3 separate regions of the Mus musculus genome follow, and regions 1 and 3 are each linked to region 2. Evidence: chromatin contacts called from ENCODE POLR2A ChIA-PET data. All regions are on one chromosome and are shown on one strand. Each heading gives the region's core, a stretch centred on a gene start or an enhancer-like site at or near the end of the contact. The rest is flanking DNA. Distances are from core to core; before and after follow the strand shown.

The links. ChIA-PET counts read pairs that join two places held with the same protein, here RNA polymerase II (POLR2A).
Region 1: POLR2A ChIA-PET joins it to region 2 with 45 read pairs in Patski. The contact joins the promoter of Set here to the promoter of Sptan1 in region 2. POLR2A ChIA-PET finds 5 or more read pairs at or near these places in 3 of 5 experiments (Patski and embryonic stem cell).
Region 3: POLR2A ChIA-PET joins it to region 2 with 57 read pairs in Patski. The contact joins the promoter of Wdr34 here to the promoter of Sptan1 in region 2. POLR2A ChIA-PET finds 5 or more read pairs at or near these places in 2 of 5 experiments (Patski and embryonic stem cell).

The regions. Positions count from the first base shown.
Region 1 is chr2:30,064,887-30,068,033 of GRCm38, reverse strand. It overlaps Set (SET nuclear oncogene), which reads right to left and starts at 1,560. Exons shown (of 8, transcript NM_001204875.1): 1 at 1,141-1,560. The coding sequence starts at 1,213.
Region 2 is chr2:29,963,765-29,967,157 of GRCm38, reverse strand. Sptan1 (spectrin alpha, non-erythrocytic 1) reads right to left here and starts at 1,598. Exons shown (of 57, transcript NM_001177667.1): 1 at 1,373-1,598.
Region 3 is chr2:30,047,385-30,050,868 of GRCm38, reverse strand. Wdr34 (WD repeat domain 34) reads left to right here and starts at 1,990. Exons shown (of 9, transcript NM_001008498.2): 1 at 1,990-2,185. The coding sequence starts at 2,000.

The DNA of each region.
Region 1 (3,147 bases), core at 311-2,810, 100 kb before region 2:
CAAAGGTGCAATCATTGGCCTTCATTATTAAAGGTGAATGAGAGGCTTCACCTCATTCAAGAATTTTTCATGTTTATTACTAATATTATACAATTGTAAGAGAAAGGGTGCCAGTGCCAGCTGCCACTTAGTGTGGAAACTAGTCCATGGCCATAAAACAAATTAGGATACTATCAACTGTTATAACTGCTTTAAAAAAATTTAAAGTGCTCTCAATTTGTTATGATTATCAATATACACCGACAAAGACCAGTTAGTCACCAAACTTCCCGGAGTCGTCTTCTCAGACTTAGAATGTAAACCTGACCTTACTCCTTCAACCCATTCTTGATGAGATTGGTCATCATATACGGCCGTGCAGTATTTCAGGACACTTCGTGGGAAAACCCTACTCAAAAACTTGGAGCCATAAAAAGGAGAGGGGGTGTGCTCCTATTTCGTGCCCTTTTGTCCGAGGGTTGTGAAGGCTTTTACAAAGCCAAGTGGGCGTGAAGGGGCCCGATCGCGCGTCTCATTTCCGGTAACCAGCCCGGGCTCTGCAGCTGTCCTGGGCTCGAAACGACCCTCCAGGCGAGGGCTAGGCGTCCTAAAGGCCCCTGAAGCCCCTGCATCATACGGCCTCGGGGCCAGATTCCTCGCACCCCCGGCGCGCCCGAGTGTGGCTGCCCCACGTGGGGTGCGCAACCCGCGCAGCCTGGAGCATCCTCCCGCCGGCTCCGCGCCCCTACCCCGCCCCAAACCCCGGTTCCCGGTTCCGCGGTAGCGCCGGCTCAGGGCGGGAAGCAGGGCGGCACTAGAGGCCCGGCCGCAAGGCTGCGTCCGGCCGCACCATGTGGCGGCGGTGGCGGCTGATGGGAGCGAGGCATCATGGCGGAGCACAATAAAGAGAGGCTTCTCGGGAGGGAGGGAGGGGGAGGAGAGCGCGGGCGGGGGGAAGGGGGGGTCTCCGCCCGCCGCGCAGGCCGCAGCGCCCCCGCCTCGGCCGCACCGCTCACCGCCACGGCGCCACCCCGGCCCCCCGGTCCCGGGCCGCACACAAAAAAGGCGCCGGCTCTCCGGCCCCCGCGCGCCCCCCGCAGCCCCGCGGTCCGGGCCGAAAGATGGCGGCGCGGCCGGGCCCCCGCCGCGCCCGGTCCTCACCTGAGGTCTCGTCGGCCCCGTCGTGATTGGAGTTGAGCTCCTTTTTACTGGCTTTGGCCGTCGGCGCAGACATGGTGCCCTCCGCGATCGGGGCGGGGAGCGGGGAGGGGGAGCGAAGGGACGGCCAAGGGGGCGGCCAGCGGCTTCCCCTCACGCCACACGCGCGGCGCCCGCTCGCTCCGGCCGCCTCCTCCCGGCGCTCACTTGCCTGCCCTCCCCCTGGCTGCCTGGCACTGCCCGCGGGGCCTGACGCGGAGGCAGGCCCGGGCGCGTTGTGGCGAGCCCCCGGCCGGGGCTCTCGCTGAAGGCGGGGAGGCGGCGGCGGCTCGGCTGGGCTCCTCGACTCGCGCCCCGCGCTCCGGCTCGCTTCTGGATTGCCCTGAGCCGCCTCCTCCTCCTCCTCCACCTCCTCCACCACCACCTCCTCCTCTTCCCGGCGAGGGGCAGGCCGCAGAGCGCAGGCGCGCCGGGCCTGCGCAAGTCCCGCCCCCGGCCGGAGAGGCTCGCGCCGTACAGCGATTGGCCGCGGCCGCGGGGCAGGGGGCGGGGCCGTGGCGGGTGGCGGCGGCGGCGGTGGGGACACTGGGGCCTGGACGAGAGGCGGGAGGAAGCGGCTCAGCGACGCATGGTCCTGCCCCCGCGCGGTGCTCCCCTCCCCCGCTCTCCCCTTCTCCAGCCGACCCGGGACATTTGCGCGCCGCGCGGTGACTTGAGAGGCGGGGCCTCCGTTCCCCAATACTCCATCACGTGGTGGCTCAGTGGCTTCCCTTAGCGGGGCGGCTGGGGGCTCTGGAGAGGGGGCGCGCGCAGCCCCTCAAAAGTACAGGCCTTAGGAGTACCCTGGCTACAATCAGGCGCCTGAGTTCTGCACCCGGGCACCTTCATTTTTTTCTAGATGGAGAAGCTGGGGACTCAAACTCTAGGCTGCTGTGCAGAGCCACACGCAAGCAGTTCCTCTATCCAGTTTACACGCGGGACCGGGTTTATGCATGGGCCAATTCAAGCCTCTGCCCTCGGTTCTGAATTTTTAAAAATCTGTTACATATTCACACTCAAAAGAACCACAGGAAAGTTCTCTGACTGTAGGAAGGACCTTTCTGCCACAGGTCCTTCTGCTCAACTTCGTACAGGTGTCCTGATCTCAGTGGTGAGGGAAGCACATTTTTGGTGATGACAAATGGGGAAATGTTTAAAAGTCAAAGGCTAAAACAGTAAAACAAACAAACAAACAAACAAAAACAGCTTTAGATTATTAAAAAGTCCTTAAGCACTATGTCGGAGGGATTTAATGGTTAAACACTGTTTTTCAGGACTTGAAAAGATAGTTCTCTGTCTACCTGGATCCCAACACGTGGTCCTGGAAATCCAGAAAGCTCTCTACCTGGTTCCTCTACCACTAGAGCTTGAACTATCCATACTCTCAGTATTCCCGTTTTATTATCAGCTCTTATACATAAAGCAATGTGGCTTTAAGTCAAGTCATTCATGGTGGGTAGACAATAAATGTAAAATACATCATATATATATATATATATATATATATATATATATATATATATATATATATATATATATACAGTCCATGGTGAGAGAATACAAATGTGCTCCTCCAAGTTTCCATCTCAACTCCAGGAAATTCAGCTAGGCCTTCCTGGTGGTGCACCTTATGCTCAAGTCGGTGAATTAATTGCACTCATCTGTTGCAATTGGTAAGCTTAAATCTGGCGACAACCTCTAAGGACCTCTAACCCACACAGCTCCCAAGCCTAGAGACCTCCAACACAGGCAACTGTGGACAGGCTTCTTAAAGAGGGAACGGTCTGACAAAAAGGAGAGCTATAAACTGTGACTAACATTTGCTAAAACTCAGGTGATGCCTTCACCAGGAATGATTCCTGATAGCCCTGTGAGGTCCTGGCACACAGTAGCAAAGAAATTCCACAAACAAAACAAGGACTTAGGCTGAGGCAGAGGCTAGCCTGGGCTACAGTGTCTAAGTGTCTAAAA
Region 2 (3,393 bases), core at 349-2,848:
TTTTTTTTCCAACTTTGACTTCAATTTGACCTTTAAAATCTAAGACATTTAGTATGAGTGGGAACCTTGGCTCAATGGCTTCATGCAACTCACTGTTGCTAGTGCTATTCTTAAGCTCTTGTTTCCTGGCTACAAGACACCCCCACCCTGCCATCTTTGATACATTCTGTTTTACTTAAGTCCAATTGCTATGACAACGCAATTTCTGAACACATTATTAAAATACTTCATATGGTTGGTTTCTCTTGTATTCCTTGACAGTCATAATAATTAGCTTTTTGAAAATACCAAGGGTAAAGAACAAACGACTTAAAATGTTTTGGGTCTCTATATAGAAAAACCTGATTATCTGAGAGGCTGAGGCAGGAAAATCCTGAGTTTGAGGCCGGCCTGAGCTATTCAGCAAATTCCAGGCCAGCTGGAGTTACACTGTAAGAGCCTGTAGAGAGAGGGACAGAGACAGAAACAGAGAGATGAAAGTCAACAAAGCCCTATGAAGTGTAGCAGTTCGAAATGATTTCACCCTTTCTGGGACATTCATTTAAAACACACCGACCCTTACTTACATAGAAGCCCTCTTGATGTGTGTGTGTGTGTGTGTGTTTGTGTGTGTGCGCGCGCGTGTGTGCATATGTGTGTGTGTAATTCTAGTACCTGAGAGGATTTTAAAATCAAATTTTTCCTGGAGAAGCATTTCATCAAATTTGCAGGGATAGCTTCAGACAAAAGACTGTTCTATCACTTCACACTGGCACAGCAGTAGAATTTGACCAAAAAAAAACCCCCAAAAAACAAAAAACCCAGAAGCCTTCGACTTAATGTCTTATATAGAAAGAAAAGAGCTGTAAGCTATTAAGTTATTTATTGGATTTGGATCTCCTCCAACCAAGCGGCACCGCATCTAACTATTATACTGGAGCAGGTCGGCACTGGAGAGAAAAGACATTTATTACCAGGAAAGAAAAAGGAGGCCTTTCTGCGGCCGGAGGGCCCGGGACCGCCACACAGGATGAAATTAAGGTCAGCGAGCCCTTCACTGCAGACAGGAGGCTCCGAGAGGTGCGAGCGCCGCAGTTGCGGGCGACGGGCGGTGCGGGGGCGCTCGCGGGTGGGTGCTGCCGAGGACCACCCCCCGCCACCTGCCGCGACGGGTGGGGCCGCGGGCGCAGGAAGGGGCCTTCGCGTACCTTCGGCGGACCGTGACACTCCAGGTCGCCGCCCGGCTCTGCCGCGCCCCGCAGCCCACGCGCCACAAAAGGCGGCGGCGGGGGCCCACGGAGCCGCCCGCGAGGCTCCGCAGCTCATCTGTCCACATCGCTCCGGTGCTCGGCCTCCCGCGGCCTTTCCCTTCCCGCCCACCGCCCTTTCTTACCGGCTCCTGGGGGTGAGGGGCGTGGGTCGCCGCGCTGAGGGCTGCTGAGGAAAAAGATGCGCCGCCGCGGCCCCTGCCTCACGCCGTTCGCTCCGCAGCGGATAGTGACGGCGGCGCGCGCGCACTGTGGCTTTTATAAGCGGCCGCGCGCGCCCCCGCGGCGGCCGAGCGCGAGCGTGAGGGAAGTGCCCCGGTTGGCGACGCGAGAGGCGGGACTCGCTGCTCCACTGCAGTACGGAGAGGACCGAGCGCGTCCGGAAGGAGCCGAAGCTGCGGGGCGGGGTGGTGGGGGTTGGGGTAAAGGACGGGAACGCGCTTGCGAGGGGTGCGGGGCGCGGCACAGAGCGGAGCAGCCGCCGCAGCCGCCCGCCGCGGCGTGGGACCCGAGCAATCCTGCCCCGCCCAGTCCGCCCTGCAGAGAATCTGTGCCGCACCCCTCCGCCCTGGGAGCCCTTCCGAGACTGCGGCGAAGGGCAGGGCGGGGCCCGCCGCCGCAGTCAGGCTGGGGATGTTGCTGCCCTGGCCGGAAAGACGCCCTGTCCCTTTCGGATGATCTCACTGGAATGTTGGCTCCCTCTTTGCACTTTTTCTGGGGGAGGCTTGGCTCTGGAAGACCCAAGTCTGCCTGTTCTGGTGGGGGATGGGGCCAAAAAAAAAAAAAAAAGATGATATAAGGATCCGTGTTTGAGGAGGTGGTAGGGAAAAAAATCCCGGTTAGGGAAAAAAAAAAAAAAAAAAAAGACTGATTTGTGGCGTAAGACTTTATTTCAGGATATGGAGAATTCTTCAGCAATCTTCCTGTTGCCAGTAGACAGAGTGTATTCGTCCCAGTTGATAAACGACATTACTATTTCTTTCCCCAGTATTAATTGAACTTTGCTGTTTAGCTGACACCGCACGTGCTTTGGGCTTTTAATCTCTGCTCTTATTTTACAAGGTAGATGTTGCCTTTCCCATTTTACAAATTAGCATCCTGATGACATAGAAGGTAGCTCTCTCCCCAGGTCAAGCACGAAGCAGCAATCAGAGAACCTAAGATTTGAACACAAGCGTTAAGCAAGTGGGTGCTAGACTTCTGAGAAAAGGAAAACACAATTTCTGTAATTTTTTTCTTATACACAACCCTTTTCAGGGCCTGGCTCTGAACTAAACTCTGTAGCCAGGCTCCCCTACTGCAAAAGCTCTTTCCCTTCCTCCATTTTGGGTGACAGCTGTGTGGCAACCATTGGAGTAGCACCCAGCTCATTCCTGTGTAGTCAGGCAGCTCTGCCAGGCATCAGCCTCCTGGTTACCAAGCCACCCTCCTATTTAAATAATTATAAAGAACTGGGCATTGCTCCAGAACTGGGATGAGGCCCAGTCCCAAGCTTCCTGGTCCTCTGCACTTTGGTTTCTGCTGAGCCTAGGATCTGCAAGGTGACTTCTAAGCTACTCTGACTGTAGGCATGATGGTGAAAGAACATTCCTAGTCATTTTCCTTGGAGAGGAGAGATTTAAAAAATAAAAAAAATAAAATAAAAAGGGAGTGGCCACAGCTCAGCGGCAGCTTCACAGACTCCTGAGATCCAAAAGGCAGGTGCTTGGAGGACAGCATTTAATGCCATCTTCTTTACAGAGAAAACTGGTTGAGGAGCTACTTCCTGGACTGGGCTTTTTTTCCTTTTCTTTTTTGTTTTTCCAGACAGGATTTCCCTTTGTAGTTTTGGCTGTCGTGAAACTTGCTCTGTAGACCAGGCAGGCCTCAAACACAGAGATCCCCCTGCCTCTTTCTCCTGAGTGGTGGGATGAAAGGCATGCAGAAATGCTGTGCATTTCTGAAAACAGCTGATGGTGACCATAGTAACCACCTCTTCAGTCAGCTGCAGCAAATTTAAAACTCAGATGTTCAGCACTGGGTACAAAATGGCTAGTATAACTTAACTCTCCACAATGTCTAAGACCTGATACTTCGGTGGCAAGGGCTCTCTGGGCTGGGCTCCATACTGAAAATAGGGGTTCTACTGTTTCTCCCAAATGCCAAA
Region 3 (3,484 bases), core at 741-3,240, 83 kb before region 2:
CCCAGACACTAGGCTGATTTATATTCTCAGGGCTAGCCTTATCTTTATTGAGCTGGTTTTCTTTCTTTCTTTCTTTCTTTTTTTTGTTTTTTTGCTTTTTTTTTTTTTTTTTTTTTTTTCAAGACAGGGTTTCTCTGTGTAGCCTTGGCTGTCCTGGAACTCACTTTGTAGACCAGGCTGGCCTTGAACTCAGAAATCTGCCTGCCTCTGCCTCCCAAGTGCTGGAATTAAAGGCATGTGCCACCACCGCCCGACAAGCTGTTTTTCATATTTGATGCCTTGAACTCTCTCCTTTCCCTTGACCAGGTGAAGAAAGCCTCTTCTAAGCCTCTTTGTCCAGTTCAGCTGGACGTAGTTGGTTCCAAGTCTGTTTTAAGACATTACTCTAGGACTTTCACAGCTTTGGGCTTTTTAAGTGTGATTAAAAAAATTATATCTTATTATTTTTATGTTTATGGATGTTTTGCCTGCATGTGTGACTGCACGTCAAGTGCATGTCTAGGGCTTTCAGAGGCCGGAAAGAGTGTCAAATCTCCCTGGAACTGGACTTGCAGACAGTTATTAGCTGCCACGAGGGTCCTGGGAAGTGAACCTGAGTGTCTTGGAAAAGCAAGCAGCCAGTGTTCTTAATCTTTGAGCTCTGAGTATGATTTTTGGAATCCTTGGTGATGTTTGCAAAGCAGTCCTTGTTAGGAAGACTTTTCTATGGCTTTTTATTATCCCTCCCAGTGCTGCTAATCTAATCGGCCTTCCTGGCCTTGGCTGCTCTGCTGAGGGGCATCCTGTCCCTGGGTGGTGCACTGAGAACAGGACCACGGCAGGCTTCCTAGTCTCAGAAAAGAGGAAATAGACCCAGAGGCCTAAACTAGCAGATGGTTGTCTAGAGGCTCCAGGCTTGGTTTGGGGGATCAGGCAAGCCACCTGTAAGATCTTACTGGGTGACTTTGGACGATTCCATATCTGACTGTAAGAGGCACAGGAGTAATAACAATTGAGCTATAGGGGTAGTTCATTGGTAGAACATAGGAGCTGGCATGCAGAAAGCCCGGGGTTCAACCCCAGCACTTCAAAAAGCAAACCAGCTAACTAACAAGCAAGCACACGGAAGGCTAAGGATTTAATAAGATAAACACTCATTTCTAAGCCTCTGCCGGCAGTGGTGGCGCACGCGTTTAATTAATCCCAGCACTCGGGAGGCAGAGGCAGGCGGATTTCTGAGTTCAAGGCCAGCCTGATCTACAAAGTGAGTTCCAGGACAGCCAGGGCTATACCGACAAACCCTGTCTCGAAAAACAAAAGAAACAAACAAAAAAACCCAAACAAACATAAGCCTTTGGGTGCTTGGCTTGACACACTATAGGCACGCACTAACTTGTAGTTAACATTTCGTGTGTGTTGAGGACTGAACCTGGGGCCATCTATCATTGAGATCAACTTCTCCTGTGGTTAGTCTCGAATTTTAATTTAACAAGCATTTTATTTTATTGTTTATGTAAATTTATTATTAGGCCTCCCATCCATTCAATCCCACGTTCGATCTGTGTATGATCTATTTCATTCCATTCATTGGAAATGATGCCAACTCAAATGGCGCAAAGTACAGTTCTGGAGTAGTCGGCTGCTTCCAGCCCGGCCGGTTCTCCGGACCAGCATGGCCCACTAGGCCTGCGGCGGTCCTGCCTCTGCGCCCGGCCGCTCAGCGCCATCTTTGAACCTGGAGCCCACGCCTCACTTCCGCTCTTTTCCTTATACCACGAAGAGCTGTTCCGGACCCCCAAATGGCCTCTGGGCATAGGGCAATCCCAAATCGCTGCGGTTTTGTTGTATTGGCTGATAAACATTTTCATTATTTTTCTTCTGGGCCTTAAAGACGATGCTGTAACCAGTTCAAAAACGGCGCCCACAGCTTCACTTCCTCTCGTCGGACTTCCGTTTGTGGGGGGCGAACCCGCTAAGGTCACGTTCCAGGGCGCAGGCGCGAGAGGGCGGGACCGTCGCCATGGCAATGTGCGCGTCGCCCAGGCCTTTTCGGCGCGTTGGAAGCGCTGGAGCTGCTGCCCTGGCTGCTGGCGGGGCTGGCGGCGCCGAACGGCGAGGGCGGCCTGCGCCTCTTCAGGATGAGACCCTGGGCGTGGCGTCCGTGCCCTCGCAGTGGAGGAGCGTCCAGGGGATCCGCGGGGAGACGGTGAGGGCGCGGGCCCGCTATGGCAGCGCGGGCGGGAAGGCCTGGCGCAGCGTTGTGTTTTCACGGCTTTTTTGTTTTTGTTTTTTCGAGACAGGGTTTCTCTGAGTATCCATCCCTAGCTGTCCTGGAACTCAGAGATCCGCCTGCCTCTGCCTCCCAAGTGCTGGGACGAAAGGCGTGCGCCACCACTGGTCCGCGTGTTTTCATGTTTTAATGAAAAAACTCACAGATGCTTTCGCGTTAGCCTTTTTTTCGGTCTCTGAGGAGAAAGAAACCAACCAACGAAAACAAACAACAACAAAAGCAAACCAGGACAACAGAACTCTTAGGGGTCCCATGCTGTCGTTAAATGACATGTAGTTAATTTACATGGTGGATCGTGCACGTGTCACAGCGCCTGTGGAGGTCAGAGGAGAACTTTACACAAGGTTGTTATTTCTTTGCACCACGAGGGGCCTGGGAATCCAACTCAGGGTGTCATGCTTGGCTAAGTGCCCTTACCAGCTGAGCCATTTTTGGAAGTTTTTTTTTTTTTTTTTTTTTTTGTGAATAGCAGTTTTTAGGCATTTCAACTTGACATTATTGGTGTTTGAAATGGTCAGATACCTTGAGGGCTAGCTTGAACGGTTTTCTATGTTCCTTTGTTGTTGTTCTTTTGTTTGTTTGTTTGCTTTTGTTTTTGTGAGACATGAGTTTCACTGTGTGCCCTGGATGTCTTGAAACTTGCTCTGGAAACTAGGCTGGCCTTGAACTCAGAGATTGCTGGAATTAAAGGCCTCTCTCACCACTGCCCTGCTATGGTTTTCTAGTGTAACCCAAAAACATACAAATAATGAGATAACGGAGGCCTGATGCTGACCAACTGGTGTGTTAGGGATTCATCAGCAGGGAACCTGGAGATAGCTGCTTTCCCGGTGGTTGCAAGGATTACAGTAAGCCATGTATGTAGACAATGTACTGTAATGCCACATCGGTGTGTCATGTTACCGACAGAGCAGGGCTGAGGAACTGTTGGAAAAATGGATGTTGAGTGGCATTTGAGAAGACCAGATCAAGCGTGAGCACTGGCCGACTCTGGAGCTGGGGTCAGCACATTTGTTTGAGGTGTTGGAAGGGGCTGGAGAATCCTTGAGGAAAAGGGAGAGTGGTCCCAGGTTAGGCCAAAATGGGTAAGTAGAGACAGGTCAAGTAAAGTCTTGAAGAACTCACAAACGAAGACTGCTGTTGACCAGTCTGCCTCCAACCCAAGCCCCAGTGGTGCCTGCAGTCTTGTCTTGAGCCTTGTGGGCCTATGGTCTT